4 separate regions of the Mus musculus genome follow, and all the other regions are linked to region 1. A link is a loop called in an ENCODE intact Hi-C map of the cell type or tissue named here. Cell type or tissue: heart. All regions are shown on one strand. Region 1 holds the start of Fbxo48 (F-box protein 48). Region 2 holds the start of Egfr (epidermal growth factor receptor). Region 3 has its middle 84 kb from the start of Sec61g. Region 4 has its middle 17 kb from the start of Sec61g.

What was found. A loop is a pair of places that touch in the nucleus more often than their neighbours do. Peaks named below come from ENCODE experiments on the same cell type or tissue, not always from the same donor. Only the 100,000 strongest peaks of a DNase experiment are listed, where the experiment ranks them.
Region 2: it touches region 1 in a loop (6-fold over the local background); 6 of 42 quality-filtered maps call a loop at or near these places.
Region 3: a loop joins it to region 1, with 6 times the contacts of the local background. A loop is called at or near these places in 3 of 42 quality-filtered maps.
Region 4: a loop joins it to region 1, with 11 times the contacts of the local background. A loop is called at or near these places in 35 of 42 quality-filtered maps.

What each region holds. Positions count from the first base shown.
Region 1 is chr11:16,946,468-16,951,467 of GRCm38, reverse strand. Fbxo48 (F-box protein 48) reads right to left here and starts at 58. Exons shown (of 4, transcript NM_176982.2): 1 at 1-58. Eldr (Egfr long non-coding downstream RNA) reads left to right here and starts at 186. Exons shown (of 4, transcript NR_110425.1): 1 at 186-448; 2 at 538-586. In heart, a CTCF peak has its summit at 2,486 (motif pointing right); a DNase peak (open chromatin) is centred at 197; H3K4me3 peaks cover 1,330 bases; H3K27ac peaks cover 1,517 bases.
Region 2 is chr11:16,751,187-16,756,186 of GRCm38, reverse strand. Egfr (epidermal growth factor receptor) reads right to left here and starts at 3,984. Exons shown (of 28, transcript NM_207655.2): 1 at 3,617-3,984. The coding sequence starts at 3,704. In heart, CTCF peaks have their summits at 3,057 and 4,089 (motif pointing right); DNase peaks (open chromatin) are centred at 2,706, 3,396 and 3,996; H3K4me3 peaks cover 1,964 bases; H3K27ac peaks cover 1,387 bases; H3K27me3 peaks cover 3,982 bases.
Region 3 is chr11:16,589,533-16,594,532 of GRCm38, reverse strand. No RefSeq gene overlaps it. Among named protein-coding and RNA genes, the nearest start is that of Sec61g, 84 kb to the right of the region's middle. In heart, no CTCF peak of the experiment used is centred here; a DNase peak (open chromatin) is centred at 2,882; H3K4me3 peaks cover 620 bases; H3K27ac peaks cover 3,028 bases.
Region 4 is chr11:16,522,713-16,527,712 of GRCm38, reverse strand. No RefSeq gene overlaps it. Among named protein-coding and RNA genes, the nearest start is that of Sec61g, 17 kb to the right of the region's middle. In heart, a CTCF peak has its summit at 2,635 (motif pointing left); no DNase peak of the experiment used is centred here.

The DNA.
Region 1 (5,000 bases):
TCCCTGTGCAGGGAAGGGCAGAGCTGCCTCTCCTACCTAAAGGCGCGGTGCCGGCTCCTCCCGCGATTTCAGTCCTCCGGATTTGAATCTTTTCCGGAAGGCCTTCATGTCCCGCCCTCTCAAGCCTCGCTCCACCCATTTGCATGCGCGGTGCCTTCTGGGATTGGTAGTTTACCCTGCGTTTCATCACCGTAAGGGAAGGAAAGAAAGGAGGCCCAAGTCACTGCAAGGTCCAGCGTCCCCGCTGAGTGACAGCGGGCACATGGGCGGGACTTAAAAGAGCGGGACTTACAAAGGGCGGGACTTACAAAGGGCGGGACTTGCAAAGGGCGGGACTCCCAAAGTGCTTTGGTAGCTAGCGAGGGCTTTGAGACGGCCGAGAGTTTGAGCGCCAAGGCTCTCTCTCCCCAGGGGACTCTGCAACCTGACTAGGTGCTCCTTCCCTGAGGTGTGTGCTCGACAAAGGTTGCTGAAAAAGTTCACGTTGAAATTTTTTTTGATGATAATATCGTGTTACTCATTTCCTTTGTTTCTTAGCATAGTAACATTCCAGGGAGCTGCCCGGGGAAGCTTAACGCTCGATGCGGTATGTATTCTATCTAGTAGCATCTTGCAAAAATATAGTGAAATATCAAGGACTACCGAGACTGCTATATACGATGGAATTGCAAACCTTTCAGCTTATGTGGTTATTAAGTTAGCTGAACATTGTAGTTTTGTTCCCAGAGAAGATATTTGCTAGCATTCAACATTTACCCCTTGCCAGTCTTTCGTGCAGTTCTGTATTTCTCTAAGACTGCTTTTGCATATTACACCCTTACGGCCTTTAGTTTGAACATTCTATATGTCTCTGATTATAAAGATGTTGAAGCTAAGAGATACTTGTTTACTTAGGCCTAATGGCAGAAAGCATCCTGGGGAACTTTCCAGGATGTACATATATATACATAGAAACGCTCAATATCCCCTGTTATGGATTCAAGAAACTGTGACTCCCCTGGGAAGACACATTTAAGAGCGGACTACCTCGTGTATTGAGCTTCTTCACATTCCCAGTTAATGTCTGAAATAAGAAGTCAGAGACTTACCAGAAGGAACAGACCTTGGGGTGAGAGCTGAGGGAAGGGAGCTGCTTTCATAAAAAACACCAATCCGATCAAAGCCATACATCCCACTAGCTGGCATAAGAAAGCCTATAGCTTTCTATAGAAGATATGAGTCAGAAATACAAGGAAAGAGGAAATGGTGTGTGTGTATGTGGTGGTGGTGGTGGGGGGGTGGGGGGAAGGGGGCACCATTTGGTGTGTGCTGGTTGGTTTTTGTCAACTTGACACCTTGGAAGAAGGAACCTCAAATGAGGAATTGTCTCACTCGGACTGGACTGTAGGCAAGTTTATGGTGGCATTTTCTTGATGATAGATCTATGGCGAGCCCAGCCCACTGTGGGCAGTATTGCCGCAGACTATCGCCTTTTTGGGTCTCCTATCTGTGTGGAACGGGTCTCTGGTTGCAGGTGGACAAGGAGTCGGCGAATGACAAACAGAAGCGACAGATGAGATTGTGTAGAATCTGAATGTAATTTGTCAAATCGAGCATCAAACTTTTTATACAGAAGAAAATAGGGAAGTTGGGTGACATACCGGCAAGGTACAAAGAGGTTACTGGATTCTTACACAAAACAGAGGAATGCAAACATGGAAGGACCGGCAGGAACCAGTTGGGATAAAATTCAATGCTAACAACTGGGATCAAAAACATCTCCACCTAAGGCCCACTTAATCTTAGAAGCCAGGGTCAAGGGCTTTGTGCCCTTGCCACAGTTCCTATTCTAGTCTATTGTATAGTCCACCTTCCCCCTAGGCCATTGTAAATACTTGTGTATGGGTGTAACTCAGCTATCCATATTTCTAAGTATCTACTCTGGTTACTTCTTAGATCACAAACTTCCATCTTCCTAGATAATGGTAAATTCCTGTATAGGGCAGTGACTTAGCTATCCATGCCCAAGGTCGGATCAAGGACTGCCTAGAATCTAACTTAGCTATATGTCAAAATATCAATCCGTAGGAGCACTTGTAATAAATCAATATTAAGGGAAAGCACACAGATGTGTTTACCAACTAAAGCAAGGGCATTGGAGCATTCTTTATACAGGATGCCACGATTCCAGGAGACTAAGTTTCCGTGAACTTTTCGCCTCGGAACAGCACCCAGGTTTTCAGGGCCTGTCGAGCTTGTCACTACTGGAGTGGATGTAGCACAGTATCATTCATATGGTGGTCCTGGGTTGTGTAAGAATGCAAACTGAGCAAGCCAAGACAAGCAAGCAGTGGTTCTCCAGGGTTCTGCTTAAAGTTCTTGCTCTTCCATTGCTGACTGGAATTAGTTTTCATTTCTGAGTTCATGCTCCTGTAGACTATTTCTGAACCTGCCATTTCTGAATCTTTACCTCAGCTAAACTTTATGTTGTACATGCCACCCTTGACCAGCAGAGGACACCATTGACTTACTGGCGGGGTTTTTTTGTTTTGTTTTGTTTTCCCAAGTTCCAAGTTAAGTTTAGTAACAGTGTTAAATTTAGTAACTGTTTTCTGGACAGGACAGGACAGGACAGGACTGCAACACATAAACTTCCAGCAGCTGTGGTTCCCCCCCCCCACCCAGACCTATACTAACTAGGTCAAGCCAGTCAACATTTTAGAGTACCATGGTGAGGGTGGAATTGGGTTAATTCAAGAGCCTCTTGCTCCTAACTGGGGAGTTATATATAGTTGATAGCTTCTGAGGAGAGAGTCAGTTTTCTTTAACAGTGTGTCATTTGGTAGGTCAAGCAACAACCAGAGGATAGCCATACTCAGGAGTAAATGATAGCACCAACTGGGAGAGTGAGAGCAAGCAAGTGAGCGAGCATGAGAGAGAGGGGGGGGGAGGGAGGAGGGGAGTAAGGGAGCTAGGGTGTGAACCTGAGAGGAATTAGGAGGAAGCATAGTTAGTATCATCAAAACTGACATTCTTACTTTTTAAAAATTCAGTGAAACTTAATATGGGGATTATTGCATTCATAGGTTGGAAGACTAAACATTGAGTATTTGAAAATGTCATTTTTTTTTTATAAAAGTCTCAATACATTACAAAGTACTCTAACATGAAGGAAGACCTCTGCAACATGCTGACTCTTCGCTGAAAGCTACATATAAAGAACCATCAGCATTTGTTGGGTACCTTAGAAGGCACTGGATATTTGTATTGATGTAATTCTGACAAACACACTACTGTTTACACTGAGATAAAAATGTCAAAAACCAAGGAAGGGTCTTGCTTCTTTTATTCATTTCAATAAATTTTCCTTGAGATTTTTATTGTTTTCCTTCCTTCCTCTTGAAATCATAACCTCTTCCTCTCTTTCCTCTACCCCCCCTCTTATGCACACACACACACACACACACACACACACACCTAAATATATCAACACAGGTGCTCATTCTGTTTCGTGTTACTTGCATGCATACTAGCTCAGGGCTTGGTATCCAGTACTTGATATTGGATAACAGATTAGGGGCTCATCAGTAGAGAAGACTAATTCTTGTGCTGTCTTCATTCCTTAGTTGTCTGCAGTTCTTTGCCTAGGGGTAGGGTTCTGTGAAATATTTCACTACCATGTTAGATGTCTATTGGTGTTATCTTTGTTTGGGTCTTTTTTAGCTAGCTGTATTGTTGAGGTATCATGGGTGATACATCCCCGGCATTTCCAGGAGACATTGTCTCATAGCAGATTCCTGGCATGTGGCCCTTACAGCAGTTTTTCTTCTTCTTCCTGGATGTTTCCGGAGCCTTGGGTGCAGGGGTGTGTTTGATGGACCAGCTGGAGCCAGGCACTTGTTCTTGCATTTTGACCCATGGTAGTTTAATGTAATGATCTCCATCTGCTCTAAGAAGAAGTTTCTTTGGTGAAAGTTGGAGAATGTACTTTTCTGTGGGTATGAGGTTAAAACTTTAGAATTCAGTTTGGAATTGTGTTGGTTTAGTAAAATGATGACAGTAGGTTCTCCTCTAAGACTCACAAACTCTAGTTAGTTACTCAGATTTCCAATGCCAGGAATGATTTTCCTCCTTTTCAGCAAGCCTTTAATTCAATAAGAGAGCTATTGGTTACTACACACACACACACACACACACACACACACACACACACACACACAAATAGACAAGAACATTTGAGGTCAGCTTTGCACTTGACTTTATCAGTACCTCATAGCTTTTCACACAGTAAAGACGTAAATAAGAATAGTGGTAGATTGAGAAAGTTCTACTCTTTTGATAGAAAAGAATATTTAGTTACTTATGGGAAAATCCCATCTAAAACCTCAACTTTCTCTCTTGAGTTCTAATTAAGCATCCCTCTTAAGTGACCCTGGGCGAACATAAACTATTTGGACTTTGATCCTGCCCTTGACTGACACATGCGAGGAGCAGAGAAAACAGACTCCAGGAATTCAGTGAGTGTTTTCAGTAAGGCAGACAAAATAGTCAGTTCTCTTCAATACTCCTCATGTGGGGAAGGCCAATGTAGTGCTGTTGTAAGGAAAGATGGAGCTGAGCCTTCCACATGTTCCTTTTTAAACTCAGACATAAATAAGACACATTTAGACAAAATTATAAAGTGTCGTCTTCATCTTTCCCTAGACCTCCATCTTTGGACATAACCCAGAACTCAGACAAAGGCCCTTATCCTCTGCAGTGGTCGGGATCAGACAGTGGTTGGCCTCCAGGTCTAAATCATTTGAATGTGAGAGGGAAACAGTGATGGTTTGTAGATGCCCGGTCCATGAGACCCAGCTTTTTACAACCTGCACAGTTCTTTTACTCAGCCGGATATGGACAGATGTTCCCCTCATCTTCCCGAGACCTTGGGTCATGGAATACAGAAAGATGGCTTTGACACCACTTTTTGTTTTTGAATCACAGTAAAGAAATCCTCAATTGTTGAGTTTCTCCTCTTT
Region 2 (5,000 bases), 200 kb after region 1:
AAAGCAGCTTATGTGTGGGGACTCCTCAGTAACAATGAAATTGCAGAGATATTTAGGGATAAAAAAAAAATGTTCCAAAACTTTAAGTTTAGCCTTTTGTTGATGAAAAGTTGAACAGAGTTAGAAAAGGGTACTTGGAATCTAGGTCTGTTGGAAAGAAATCACCCAGAAGTGTAAACATGAAAGAAGGGCCCCCTGTGATAATTCCCATATAGCTTTTAAAGCAAGCTGCTTGAACTGCTAAGATTGAAAGCCATTCTTAGCATACACGTTTCACAGATAGCCCGTCAAAAGGACCAGACATTTTGGTAGTGATAGAGCCTTCAGAGATTAAGATATCAAATCCAGCACCTTTTTTTCCTTTTAGAAAAGTTATGACTTATGAGGCTAAGTAAATAAAGCCAACGGAAGCTGTTGAGTCTATTGGTGTCACCACCTGACTTCAGATAACATCATGTCCTACCACTGGGAATGTGCACCGTAAGAAAGTCAGTCGGAGTACTAGTCTGTTTTACATATTTGAAAAGCAGATTACCAATGTTTAACTAGTGGTTTCAAGAACTACATATGTTTGGAAGCAATAATATAATCATTAAGATCCCCCTTTAAACTCATAATGTCTGCCACATCTTAGACAAGCAATAAACATTTACTGAATCTAGAAAGGAGACTTCAGAAGCCTGGAGTTCCAGTGGGACTTTCCATCTAATCTAGACCTGGAATGAAAACATAAGCTTCTTGGATAGAAAGCCAGTACTGGGCTTCCCAAGACCCAGTCTTCTGAGAGACAGACAGACAGACAGACAGACAGACAGACAGACAGTCTTGAGAAGCCTTTGGAATCCCCTTCAAGTTGGTTCCACCTCCAAACTCCACTGCCTTATTCAGGCTGAGGGTCCCTTCTCTCCTCATTTGCTCTGCACAGGATCTTTTCCAAAGAAGCGCCTTCTCCTGCCATCATGGTACAGGTGGAACTTGCTCAGCAAGTCCAAGCTAATACCTTGCCCATATTTTGTTTTAGTGACAACATTGCCCCCATCAAAGGCAACCCAGGAGACCACAGCATCCATGAACAGGAAAGTAGGCCACTAAACAAGCAAGCTTCAGATGGGGACTGATTTTTCAAATGCCTGTTTCCTGGTCCTTATCCTTCTAGCATCAGAACTGAGTCATTTACACACCTAACCTAGCCTGGTCCTCCTACAATAAGGTAGTGTAGTTTGGAGGTGGAAGGAACTTGAATCAATTTTGGCATCACTTCTTAACAGCTATGGGGGAAAATCACTACACTTCTCTGTGCATAGGTTCCCCAAACAGATGATGAGAATCACCTCTCACTACATGCAATGTGAGGACTGACAATGCACTGAAAACAGAGTCTAACTGTCTTCTGCTTTGATGACATTTACATATGGTACCATAGATTTGGAGGGAAGGATAAACACCCTACCTCAACTAAGGGAGCCAGTCTGGAACAAAACTGACCAATTAAACAAACAAATCTTTTATCAGCCTGTTGCAGAAAGGGTGTCTCACGTTTTCAATAATCTGTCCTTTAGAACTTAGCCTTTTTACGTTACTTTGACAGATAAATATTTGCTTGCTACCTTTCCTGCTACACCCAGAAGCATTTGGCTTTAAGTGAATATCATACAAACAGACAGATGAAGTGGCATTTTTATTTAACCGAAAACAAATCTCCAACCACTAACAGTGTTCATAACAGTAACACCTAACAGCGAAGAAACACAGAGTTAAGCTGAGACAACTGGTGTTCTACAGGGGCTCTAAGGGAAACTGAAAACTAGGGGAGGGAGTCCTATGGGTAGGCACAGATGCCAGGCAACTGACCGATGGGGCCTGGAGCCCTTCAGCTAAGGAAGGTAGGAGAAAAGCTCCACAGTGCTCCATCCCATCTGTGAAAAAAGCAAGCCCTCTTTACCGACTTTATCCCTGCTATTTCCTGTACTGCAAGATTTCCCAGACTCCTGCTCGTTAGAACCGTCGTGGTAGTCTTCCTTTAGATGTTATCAATTTTTCATTTATGCTAGCGAGTCTCAAATCAAATGCTACAAGAGTTTTGAAAATTCTAATTCTCAAGATCGACCCGTGAAATCTGAGTGTATGGAGTGGTAGCTAAACAACGGAGGAGGGGTGTAGTTTGTTTTGCTTGTTGATTTTTAAACCCAAATGATTTCATTGTGTAGTTAAGTTTGGGAAACTGAGCCTTACACCCCCTCCAACAAAAGTGCACGGAGCACCAACCCCCAAGTCCAACTTGGATGCGGATGACATCAACAGCAAGTGCAGACCTGACTCCTGGAACCCGAGCGGCTGGATTTTGAAATTGTGCAATTAAACCTTCCGAGGCATGTTTCTCGTGTCAAGTGGGTTTATGGTCGGATAGTCATGAAGCCAGACTTGTTCATGTTCCGTCTGGACAGTTGGCATGTGTGATCCATGGACATCAATGTTTCTTTTTAATTAGGGGTTATATTTTAGTTGGCCAAATATCAATCACTTGGGGGGGGGGAGGGGTGTGGAAGGAAAGAAAAGAAAAAGAAACCCAAGAGGGAACGTCTCAGCTAACAAGTAAGAAAGTTTGCTACCGGCCTCATTTTGAAACACCAAGGGTGCACTACACCCAAGGGCCCAGCTGTCACAAGGAGGTCAGCCATCCATTGCAAAGGCAAGTGATGCTGCAGCAGCCCAAGCTTCTGGGAAAGGGCAAATTCAGGGATCCCAGGGGAAGTAGCCACCCCGCAACGCTAGCTCCAATCTGGCATGGAGCCTTGGTCCCCAACCAGTGCACCTAGCCTGGCAAGTCTCTGGCATGCTCTATGCCTAAGAGGCGGAATCGACCCACCCCACCCGCCACCCCCACGCCCTCCTTTTTTTTTTCCTAGTGAAGAAGCAAATGACCACTAACACCATCTCTTCCCAGAAGTCCTAGGTGGTTAGTGACAGAGAGATCTCCACACTTCCAGGTCATTGCTGCAACTACACACCCGCGAAAGGGCAAGCCAGAAATCTGCAAGCTACATTGGGACTCAGGCTACCAGGTCCTGAGAGTACCCTGCTGGAGAAGAGAGGAGTTGAGGGAAACCGCGCTCAGGAAACCGCGCGTCTCAGAGGTTCCGACCTTGACCAGGGGCGCGTTGGTTCGCACTCCAGTCCCTCAACTCTCACACTGAGCGGGTGGGACACACCCGACCCGCTTGAGGATCCGGGGTCCCTCCGCTCTCCCTGACAGTACTGGGCGCACGTGCGCCAATGCCCGGCGTCCCGCGCTGTCCCGCACCACGTTTCTGCTCCGAACGCCTACTGAGCGCAGGAAAGTGAGGCAACTAAGTTGGCAGCAGTCAAGAGCCCCGGAGCGCACAGCCGCGGCTCCCACGCTGCCCTGGCAGCCCCTCTGCTCCTAGCCCAGTCTCCCTTCCTTCGGCGGCCCCAGTCTCGCCCATTCCAGACTCCGTCCAGTTCCTCCTATGGTCCCGGCCGCCTTTGGGAGCCAGAAGAGGAGGAGCGGGCGGCTGGGGACTTAGAGTCCCGAGCGGAGGTTGGGACTGGGCGAGCTAGCTCGCAGGGGGCGCGGGCCGGTGGGACACGCCCTTACCTTTCTTTTCCTCCAACGCCCCACCTGCGGCGCAGAGCGCGGTCAGCAACACCAGCAGTGTGGTTCTCGCGGTCCCTGAGGGTCGCATCTCTGACCGGGAGAGGTTGGCTCTGGCTCTCCGGGATTAATCCGAGACAGACGGAGTCCCACGGTTGTGCCCAGTGACTGCGCCGGCAACGACGAGACCCGGACACAGGCTCGCGTCCAGGTGACCTGTCGTCTGTCTGGGAGGCGGTAGCCTCCGGGACTCGATCCAGACGCCCTAGCCCAGGAGGAGCGCACAGTGCGGGAAGAAGAGGAGGGAGGCTGCTGCGCGTTGCGCTGGGGCTGCCCAGACGTCTAGTTAGCTCGGGTCGGGACTGGGGGAGGCTGGGCGGGAGGAGGAGGGACTAAAGAAGGAGGAGGGATCCAGAGGAGCGAAGAGGAGGAGAATGTCAGGAGAGAGGAAGCGCTCTCCGCGAGGATCGAAAGCAGGCAGTGACCGGAAGGTGGTGGTGGATGGCCTTGGCCACCACTAGACAAGGCTCTGGGGGCGAGTTCTGGCTGTGTGCAGCGGGTCAGTGGGTGGCCTTTGGAGTTAATTTCTGAGGGGACTCCGCTCCGCTGCATTTCAGGACCTAGGAAGTCCAGCCAATCTATGCCAGGGTCCCCTCCTTCCTTCCCTCTGTCTCCCACCTTCTTCCTTCCTTTCTTTCAATTAACCAAACAACTCTGGACCACCTCGGTTACAAACTGTCCAACCACAGAGCACAGGTTGGAGAATAACACAGGTGGGGACGCTGTTCACGTATTCTCCATAACTTCTCCAGGATCTCAGAAGGGTCAGGCTGACTTGGCAGCAGTTTCCAACAGCACAGGCAGAGGCGGGTGCCTCAAGTCTGAAGTGGCACTAAGAAGTCCAAGGGTCCTTCAGATCCCATCAAGAACCCTCCATGTCTTCTGAAAGAAGGGCAGCCAACTCCTGACACTTAGAAGGGCCTCAGTATATTTGCTGGATGAAAGCATGCATGTTGAAGAACATGGCATTTTCTACACCTGGAGCCAGTCTGGAGTGCTTGAAAAGCAAAGCAACGTACACATGAGGCAAATTCCTCCACAAAAGCAGAGACTTGACATAACAGCAGTGAACAAATCTTTAGAGCAGTTAGCATCCTCTAGTGACCTCAGCTAGCCCTGCCGCACATCAGGAGGCAAATTGCCAAGTAAGTTCACTTAGAATTTGACCAGTAGAAATGTGTCCCTGAACTTCAGGACCCACAACTAAATTCCTTCAGCAAAGACCAACCAATGTCCCTACTTCTTAGCTATCAGAGGAATGTCCCCTGCTTCCATTCAATCCAAAGTCTCTGAGTTTTTCACAAAATCACTTGGTCCCCTAATTTAG
Region 3 (5,000 bases), 360 kb after region 1:
AGAAAGAATAATCCATAATCAGGAGATTAGAAACAAGGCCTAATGCTAAAGGCTGAGATAAATGCTTAGGAATCATGGCTTAAGGGTAGGAGAGAACCCTCAGTTCTATACCATAAATTGACAAGTGAGAGACTGAGCTAAACACAGAAGGGCAATTGAGGACTAACATCATAAATCAAGATGTTCCTTTCACAGAGAATCTTGGTACCCAGGCTACAGGAAGAGAACTTTAAAGACATGCATGGACCCTCAAAATTCTAGTCATACACGCTCTAACTGTATCAAAGGGAGCAAGAATAATAAATGTGTTTCCTACCCAGTTTGCTCCAGCGTCCTTTTGTAACAGGAAGTTAGAAAGGTCCGAGCAGCCACTAGGTAGGATTCTGGGAAATGTCACCTACTTACAGTGTAGCATATCTTGGCTGGAGAAAGATAGTGATGTTTTAAGTGCCAGTCCTAGCTGCCGTGCCCTAAACTGAATAAAAAGGGGAATAAAAAGAAAACCAGCTAACTCTTGGCATCCCCTGTTTTGCTTTCTGAATTACCAAATATACTGCTTGCTACTATTAATTCTCTATCCTGAAGGGTCACCATATCCTCCAGACCCTGAGCCAACATAAGTTCTCTTGACTGCTTCTTGTCTGACATTTGGCCACAACAATGAAGAACATTATTTATATATAGTCATTGGCCAGCAGTGTTATGAATACGAAGAGAAGAAAATCCCTTAGGTGGGATACACACTCCGTGTGTGTGTGTGTGTGTGTGTGGGGGGGGGGGGGTTGTGGTGTTTGAACTTCATTCAGAAATTGGTGGTGAAAACAGATATGGCTGGGGCTATGGCCAGGTTGGGTTCTGACATATCTGAAGGACACTGACAGCGACAAGTTAGGGTAAACCATGTGCTAGTAACTATTGTTCTTAGCTTTCATTCTTCTGTATATTCTGCTCCTGGTGTGTGTGTGTGTGTGTGTGTGTGTGTGTGTGTGTGTGTGTAACTGCCTACTTAGTTTGATAGTCGATCCTCGTCAGGTTCTGTCACTAGGTGCTAGAGACAGAAGACAACAGAGATGGAGAATCTTACTCAATTCTTTTCCCAACCACCCACCCAGCCAAACCTCTTTGCCCAAACAACCCTCAGATACAATCTTCCTTCCCTATATCTCCTGAAACAGGTTTCTTGTAGCCTCCTCAGAAGAAATGGTAGGCATTTGAAGAAACCTACATCTCAAACAATTTAAAACAGCACAGAGTACCACTGGGAACTCAACTAAAAGTTTTTACACAGCAAACTGAAAAAGCAACTTTTAAAACAAAGTGGAGCCCAGCGTGGTGGTGCACGCCTTTAATCCCAGCACTCGGGAGGCAGAGGCAGGCGGATTTCTGAGTTCGAGGCCAGCCTGGTCTACAGAGTGAGTTCCAGGCCTGCCAAGGAAAGGAACAGATCCACATGCTCTCCTCTGAAGCCAGAGCTCCCACTCTTTGCTGCCCCTGCCCAGGAGGACAGGCCTGCAGCAAGATTCAGGATAAGTACAGTTATCTGTTAGCATTCCTTCTAGGCTCCGCCCAACAGTTACCTGGCAACAGCCAGGTAGGCCTGGCTCACTATAAAAGGGGTTGTTTGCTCCCTCCTCTTACTCTCTAATTTTCTCTGACTCTCTTCTCTCCCTGACCCCTTTCTCCCTCCCTCCCATTCCTCCGCACCCCTCTCCACCTGTTCCTGGACAGCCTTCCCCCCCTACCCCCGCTCTCCCCACCTCCCTTCTCCCCCTCTGTGTGTTTTTCTCTGCCTCTACTTCCTTCTAACCCCCCCCCCCCCCCGCTTCCCATGCCCTAAATAAACTCTGTCTACACTATACCTGTCATGACCCGCCAAGGCACCCCTCCCACCTCACCATACCTGGCTTTATCAAACGTATCCTCTTTCTTTTTATAAAACACAACAGTATCAGAAGCCATCTTGGCAAGGGTGGCCTGTTATGCTCCACACCAGCTTCTCAACTTCTGAATGTTCACATCCCAGGGAGCTTTGAAATATTCTGAAGCTTCTGTCTCTGTCTCTGTCTCTCTCTGTCTCTGTCTCTCACTCGTGCGCTCTCTCTCTCTCTCTTTCTCTCTCTCTCTCTCTCTCTCTCTCTCTCTCTCTCTCTCTCACACACACACACACACACATACATACACACACACACACACACTAGCAGATCCCACGGATCCTTTCGCTTCTGTAGAGCCAGGTTGATAGCTGACCAGCAGTCAGCCTGTCTTGGTCAGTGAGTATCCCAGTAATTTGGCTGCTTCAGCTACAGTAAATGACACTAGAGAAAAGGCATTCAAATGGAATTCTAAAAACATTCCTGAGAAATACCTGCCCAGTTTCAACTTGTCCAGCACTCTCCGCACAGAAATCTCCATGAATTCAGAATACAGATGAGGGACAAATGTAGATCTCAGCTACTAGGGCAAAAAAGCACCTTCAGGGCCCAGCCAACCTGGCCATGCCAGGGGCCAGGAGAAAAGCATTGCGGTTGCCCTTGCTGACTACATGGAGATTGATAAACCTGCAAAGAAAAGACTCCAAAATGGGCTACAGAAGGTTTAATGAAAGTTGAGTAGCAGCAGGGCCAGGTGGTCTGACCACCAACCTGCAGCCTCCCTGTTTGGAAGAGAGAAGGGCATGCCTTACTCACTCAGGCTAAGAAAACCCCCTGAAAACACGTCAGTAACCCTCTGCTCTCCTTTGGCTGCATCCCCCTGGGCTCTGCACTTGAAAGGCAATCTGGCAAGCCTGGTTACTCAAACACACCACGTGCCTTGCATTCCTCACAGGGCTCTACAAAAGGTCTTCCTCCAGCTCTCCATGGCAGCTGTTGCTGCTCCCAGAGCTGCTCCGGATGAGTGCATTCTGACCGGAGCCTGGCCTCCTGCTGACTCACTTGGTTACTATGGCCAAGTCACTCAGCGTCACTACACGCCTGGGTGACCCTATTTATAAATCTCACAGCAGCAAAAGGGCCTTCCTCACCCACAAGAAGCAGCCATGTTCTACTCTCGGGATACATCTAAGACCGGTGCTAACCCCAGGCAAAGAAGTTTGAGTCCTGATCCATTGAAGGGGCAGCTGGTTATAATCATCTTCCTTCAGCCTGCTTCCCACAAACAAACAAACAGAAAAATCTGCTGGAAGTGGGAAACGTTTCCTATGTTGCTAAATATAGCATTAAAGCTTTTCTAATTGTAAGTGTTAAGTAATAGTATTGCTAAAATCTCACACATTAAGTGTGGATAAAAGTGTCGGAAGCTTTGAAAAATCTCAATCTCTAAGGATAATTTTGAGAGTATTTTTCTATTCTGTTTCTTTCACATATGTGGAGTTGTATTTGTAAAAACAACACCGCTTCATCTTCTTCCTTGATTTTTACTCACTTTATTATAATTATGTTTGTCTTATTTCCATGCACTGTAATCTTTTAAGGTTTGTTTTAGAGAAACTTATGTGTTTTATAGAAACGGGGATATGTTTTCTAGAGCACCTTACGATGCAGTAGGAGGGCGTACCTAAGCAAGCCAACGACGAGGCCCCCTCCCAAGGTAGCATAGAGATTATTTGGGGACATGGGAAGGGGAGTTGAGAAGGGAATAGAGGGAGAGAAAGAAAAGAGGCAGGCCAGAGAGCATCGAGAAAAGGGGAGACCGGAAATGGGGAGAGAGGGAGAAAGGGGTCAGTCAAAGGGAGAAGAGAGTCAGAGAGATAGGGAGAGGTCAAACAATCCCTTTTACAGTAAGCCAGGCCAACCTGGCTGTTGCTAGGTAACTGTTGGGCGGATCCTTGAAAGAATGCCAACCGAAACAAAGAGATCTCTACTAATCTGTTTTTCCCTTATGTACTGTAATTTTTTTAAATTTGAAACTTATTTAATTTATTTGATGGAGGTGAAAATGTCTTTTATTTAGATAAGTAGCATCTACAAAAGCCCCTTTACTTATGTTTCTTACAATTTTGTTTACTGCTTAAGTGGTTCCATTTTTTATTTTCTTCCCAGCAGTCAACTGTATTGAAGCCATTAAACCAACTTCCCTCAAACTACAATCTGTGCAAACTCACACAACAACAGCAGCTGCTTCATGCTTAGCTTCCTTCCGGAGACCTCAGTATTCCCACTGTATCGAAGTATCTGAATTACCTGTGAATTTTAGTCCCCTAAGTCAGAGGGGCAACAATCAAGATAAGGGGGCTTAGAGACTTTTTAACAGGTTCATCATTTTCTACATTTTTTAAATTGTGAAGTACAAAATAATATACCTCATAAGAATTTAAATTCACTGGTGTTGAATGGATTCACCAGTAGGGAATTCACCAACATTAATTTTTAGAACTTCATTTTCTTTAACTAATGTTTATTCCATAAAAACAACCACTCCAGCCCCCCACCCCCACCCCCACCCCCACCCCCATTATTCTAGCTGCTGTAGCCTATCACTCTGTTTTCTGACCTGATGAATTTGATTGCAGTTGTCACCCATGTGACATACATAAATTGATTTTCTGTGACTGTTTATGTATCACCTGTCCTCAAGGTTCACCCATATTTTGTCAGAGCTTCCTTCATTTTAAAGCTGAATATTAGTTCGTATACATATCATGATTTTGGTTTACTAAATTGTCTTGTAAGTAATTATGTATTAGTTTTCAATTCTCAGATAAAATTGTGCAAATCATTTCCATCTTGATTTCTTTGGTGACCCGCTTAGCCTCCAACACCATGCTGTCTAATCCCCACTAGTTTGTGTACTTCTGCAGTTTCTCTTGGGATGGATTGCTGCCTTTATGTAATTGTTATCAGACAGGATGTAGGTAGTAGTTACATGTGATCCATGACGGCATTTAACTCCTATTTTTTTATTGTTTATTTTTTGCTGTGATGACCTGTCAATGGATGAGAAGGGAGTCTTAAAATCACCCACCATCGTTTTGCATTTTTGTTTTTAAAATTTATCCTTGT
Region 4 (5,000 bases), 420 kb after region 1:
CCACAGGAGCATAGATTTTAAGTTAGCTGCAATAAGAAGCTGTGCAAGAAGCTAAAGGGAAGGACTCCAGATTGGCAGCATATTAAGAGTTTACACCTGGACCTGGAAGAGAAGAGCATGGTAGGGTGGTACAGGAATAGAGAGAAACTTGCAGGAGAATGCTGCAGCCTGCTGAAGCCAGGGAGAAGGTGCAGGAACTGACTGGTTAGGACTTCTGGGTGACCATCAGCTAGATGTTAAGGGGAAGGATACAAGAAAAATCATAGATGATGTTGGACAGAGTACATCTGCTTTCCTTTTATGTGTGAGAGGACCAGCTTATAAGGAAAAAGTTGGTTTGGTTTTGTTTCTCACACTTTTGGTCTACGATAAGTTGGCTTCAGCCCTGAGATAAGACAGTGCATCATTCAACAAGTATGCTTATGGAGAAAAGTGGATCATGTCATGTCCAGGACTCAACCAGAGACAAAGGAAGAGAACAGGGTCCCATAGTCCTTTTCAAATAAGTGACCTTACTTCCTTCTAATAGACCCCACCTCTTAGCAGTTCATCAATCTTCCTGTGGCATGAACATTTGGGAGCATGGGCCCTGCAGGGATGTTCAAAATCCATATTAGCTGAGGGAATATATGTATTCTAATGACTGATGTATACAACCACATGATGCCATGTCCAGGTGACTGAGATATGTGAGGGGCTGCAACATGAAGATCAGCACAGTACCATGTAAATGGGAAGCCCTAGAGACCAGTGTTTAAGAAAGGCAAGTGATTCTGAGATATCCTTGGGAAGTTCTCATCTTCCAGCTTATCACATGGTGTAGACATATGAAGGTCCCCCTTGGAAAGGTTTAGCAAACTACTGTTGCCAAAAGAAATGGACAGAATTTAATCTTCTACCCAGATTCAGAAGAAAGGACAGAAAATATGAGCAAACCTTGTGAGGAGCATGCTCACATCCCTTTATAAACATTCAGGACCAGAGCCCTGCACTCACTTGGAGGTTTGCCACTGGAATTTATCTCAGAAGCAGAGAATTAGTCACAGGATTGCAGGTAACCACAAAAGAGAGGAGGGACACAAACTAATCGCATAATGAGACCTTGAGTGCCAGCACTTGCACAGAGCATCTGTTAATCTTACAAACAATCCCGTGAGAAAGATGTGGCTTCCTTCATCTTTTAGAAAAGCAAACTAGAGCTTAGAGCCACTTGGGAACAAGCTCAAAGAATTATGCACAATATTCAGGGCAGGCTGAGTCTCTATCCTGGAGTACCATAATTACAATCCACAAGTCCCTCTCTCACAGACCAGAGACTTTAACGGTAATATGTACCATCAATTCCATCATCTTGCCTTGGCTGCTGAGCATCTGTCAGTGCAGGGATCACATAAAAATTGGACATTAGACCCAAAGTCCAAATGTCCTTTTCTGGATTTTTCTGTTGCCACCAGAGTGGCAAAGTCTTGTAAGACTCCGGGGAGCCTTAGCTTACCAGGGACACCTGAGTGAACCATGTGGAGTCAGGATCAACGCAAAAAGCAAGAGGAATTTATTGTTCCAGTGCACTGGAGTCGTCCAGACCCAAAGGAGAGGCAGTGACCCCCCAGCACCAGTTTGGGGAATTTTTATATGGTTTCCAGGGCCAGAACAGAGCATCTGCAACTAGGCACAATATGATTGGCTGAACAGTGCACCTTTTAAACTGATTGGTCTTTAGGGAATGAGGTGACAAGGACTTCCCTTGTCTGAAGGTGAGCAATGGTCTGTCCTGAGGAATGTGTCCCCACCCGCAGGTTCCTGCCCTTAGGTCTGAGAAATGCTAATTAGCCTCTCCCTTCCAGAGGGCTGAGGGTTTCATGACCTTCCCAAAGTTCCTACGCTGACCTTTCCACTTCCATCAGTATGGCTTTGCTGGACTGTGTCACAGAGAGAAAGAAAGAAAGAAAGAAAGAAAGAAAGAAAGAAAGAAAGAAAGAAAGAAAGAAAGAAAGAAAGAAAGAAAGAAAGAAAGAAAGAAAGAAAGAAAGCGATTCTGAATCAAATAGATAGTTTGGGAAATGGATCCATTTTCTTTCCTCTGTAGCATTGAGTGAATGAATGTTTCTTGGTGCTCCCTAACAACCTGGCTATGTCTTCTTTCCTAGATGACAAAGTTGTTAAAGAGTGCACAGACTTAGAGTCAGTTCCTCCGTCTTTCCCACACCACTGTGTCAGAGATCCATGTTCCTGCACTGCCCTCTATTTATGACTATCTGAAACACAAAATCAGGAACTCTAGAGGGATCCAAGCACTCTTTAAAAAATTAGGGTGCTATTTTACAATAGACTTATACTGAGTTTTCAACATTCAGTAGGCAGGAGTGTCCATAGTAGTAAATATTGTACTGATATCAAACTACTGCACTTTTGAACTGTATTAGTGATAGCTGAAAAGAGAAAGTTAATACGATTTTGAGATGTTTAAAGGATAGTTTTTGATTGGAGATAGCAATTACAATACTAGAAATGGCTTCCAAAGCTCCTTGGAAAAGAGCATGGAGGGGAATCAGTCCAAGGGCTCACCAGGGTTTGGATACAGCCACAGAATTTGTGTATATTTTCTTGGTGGAACATCGCCATCTTGTGTCTTTTCCAGATATTTCACATAGAAATATGCATCACCATGGTTCTTTTAGTGTTTAATACTTGTTCCCTAGTACAGATTCTAATTTTTGTTTCAAGATTCAAACTAAATAACACAAGTACATGTATATAATTTTATACCTCCCACTTCCTTGTTTGTGTTTGCTAATTATTCAAAATGATGAGTTTATGACTCTTTCATACATGTACGTAGTCTATGTCAATCAATAGGCTATTGTAAACAACTGTATTATAGTATGATGTGCTGGTTAGTTTTATGTTAACTTGACACAAGCTAGAGTCTTTAGAGAGGAAGAAACCTCAATTGAGAAAATGGCTCTGCCTGTAGGAGATTTTCTTAATTAGTCACTGATGGGCAAGGCCCAGATTATCGTGCATGGTGCCATCCTTGGATTGGTGGTCACAGGTTTTATAAGAATGGCTGTGCAAGGCATTGGGAACAGTAAGCAGCACTTTTGCATAGCCTCTGCATTAGCTCCTGCCTCCAGGAGCTCCTACTGTCCTGCTTGAGTTCCTGTCCTAACTTCTTCCACCTATGGGAGGTGGTGTGAAAATGTAAGCCACATAAATCCTTTCCTCCCCAGTTTGCTTTTAGTCATGGGGTTTCATCACAAAAATACTAACTTCACTAAGACATATAATAATCAAAACTACAATGTTATGCATTGCATAATAAGCCAATCATGAGTTATAAAAGTTATATGTTCAAGGGGTTGCAATAGACCATATGGAGTGCAAGAAGACTGAGCACAACCAGCAACATAAAATTTCAAATGCTACACACCTCTGTTCAATTGCCTGATCCTCTGTACATCTCCCCTGTCTCCTCTCACACCTGATCCTGGCCTCTTATTTCCTCCCCACTCCTTTCTCCCTCCCTTAATTCCTCTCTCTCTCTCTACCTCCCTTGATTATTTTTGGTCTTCCTTCTTCTTGAGCTTCATATGGTCTGTGAGTTGTATCATGGGTATTCCAAGCTTTTTGCCTAATATCCACTTATAAGTGAGTACATACCATGTGTGTTTTGTGACTGGGTTACTACACTCTGGATATTTTCTAGTCCCACCCATTTGCCTAAGAATTTCATGAAGTCATTGTTTTTAATAGCTGAGTAGTACTCCATTGTGTAAATGTACCACATTTTCTGTATCCATTCCTCTGATGAGGGACATCTAGGTTGTTTTAAGCTTCTGGCTATTATAAATAAGGCTGCTATGAACATAATGGAGCATGTGCCCTTGTTATATGTTGGAGAATCTTTTGGGCTTATGCCCAAGAGTGATATAAATTGTCTGGGGGAACTGCCAGACTGACTTCCAGAGTGATTGTACCAGCTTGCAATCTTACCAGCAATGGAGGAGTGTTGCTCTTTCTCCACATCCTCACCAGCATCTGCTGTCAACTGAATTTTTGATCTTAGCCATTCTGGCTGGTGTGAGGTGGAATCTCAGGGTTGTTTAGATTTGCACTTCCCTGATGACTAAGGTTGTTGAACATTTCTTTAGCTGCTCCTCAGCTATTCGATATTTCTCAAATGAGAGTTCTTTGTTTAGCTCTGTACCCCATTTTAATAGGGTTATTTGGTTCTCTGGAATGTAACTTCTTGAGTTCTTTGTATATTTTGGATCTTAGCCCTCTACCAGATGTAGGGTTGGTTAAGATGACAGTGTCCTTTGCCTTACAGAAGCTTTGCAAGTTTATGAGATCCCATTTGTCTATAGTTGATCTTAGAGCCTGGGCCATTGGTGTTCTGTTCAGGAAATTGGATGGGGAAATGGGGATAGCCGCTAGAAAGTCCCAGATGCCAGGAAAGCAAGAGGCTCCTAGAAAACAACGAGGATGACATAAGCTGAAATATCCAACTAAGGAGAGAGAGAGAGAGAGAGAGAGAGAGAGAGAGAGAGAGAGAGAGAACCTGTAAGGACCATAACAGAGGTTAGGCATGGCCCCTGGTTGAGGAATGGGGCCACCTACCCATCTCAAAAATATTAACCCAGAATTCCTCTGGTCTAAAGTAAATACAGGGACAAAAAGTGGAGCAGAGACTGAAGGAAAAGTCATCCAGAGACTGCCTCACTTCGGGATCCATACCATATGCAGACACTAAACCCAGATACTGTTAGTGATGCCAAGAATTTCTTGCTGCCAGGAGCCTGATATAGCTGTCTCCTGAGAGGCTCTGCCAGAGCCTGACCAACATAGATGCATGTACTTCAGAATCCTTCGGACTGAGCATGGGGATCCCAATGGAGATGTTAGGGGAAGGATTGATGGAGCTGAAGGGGTTTGCAACCCCATAAGAAGAACAATATCAAACAATCAGAACTCCCAGAGCTCCCAGGGACCAAAACACC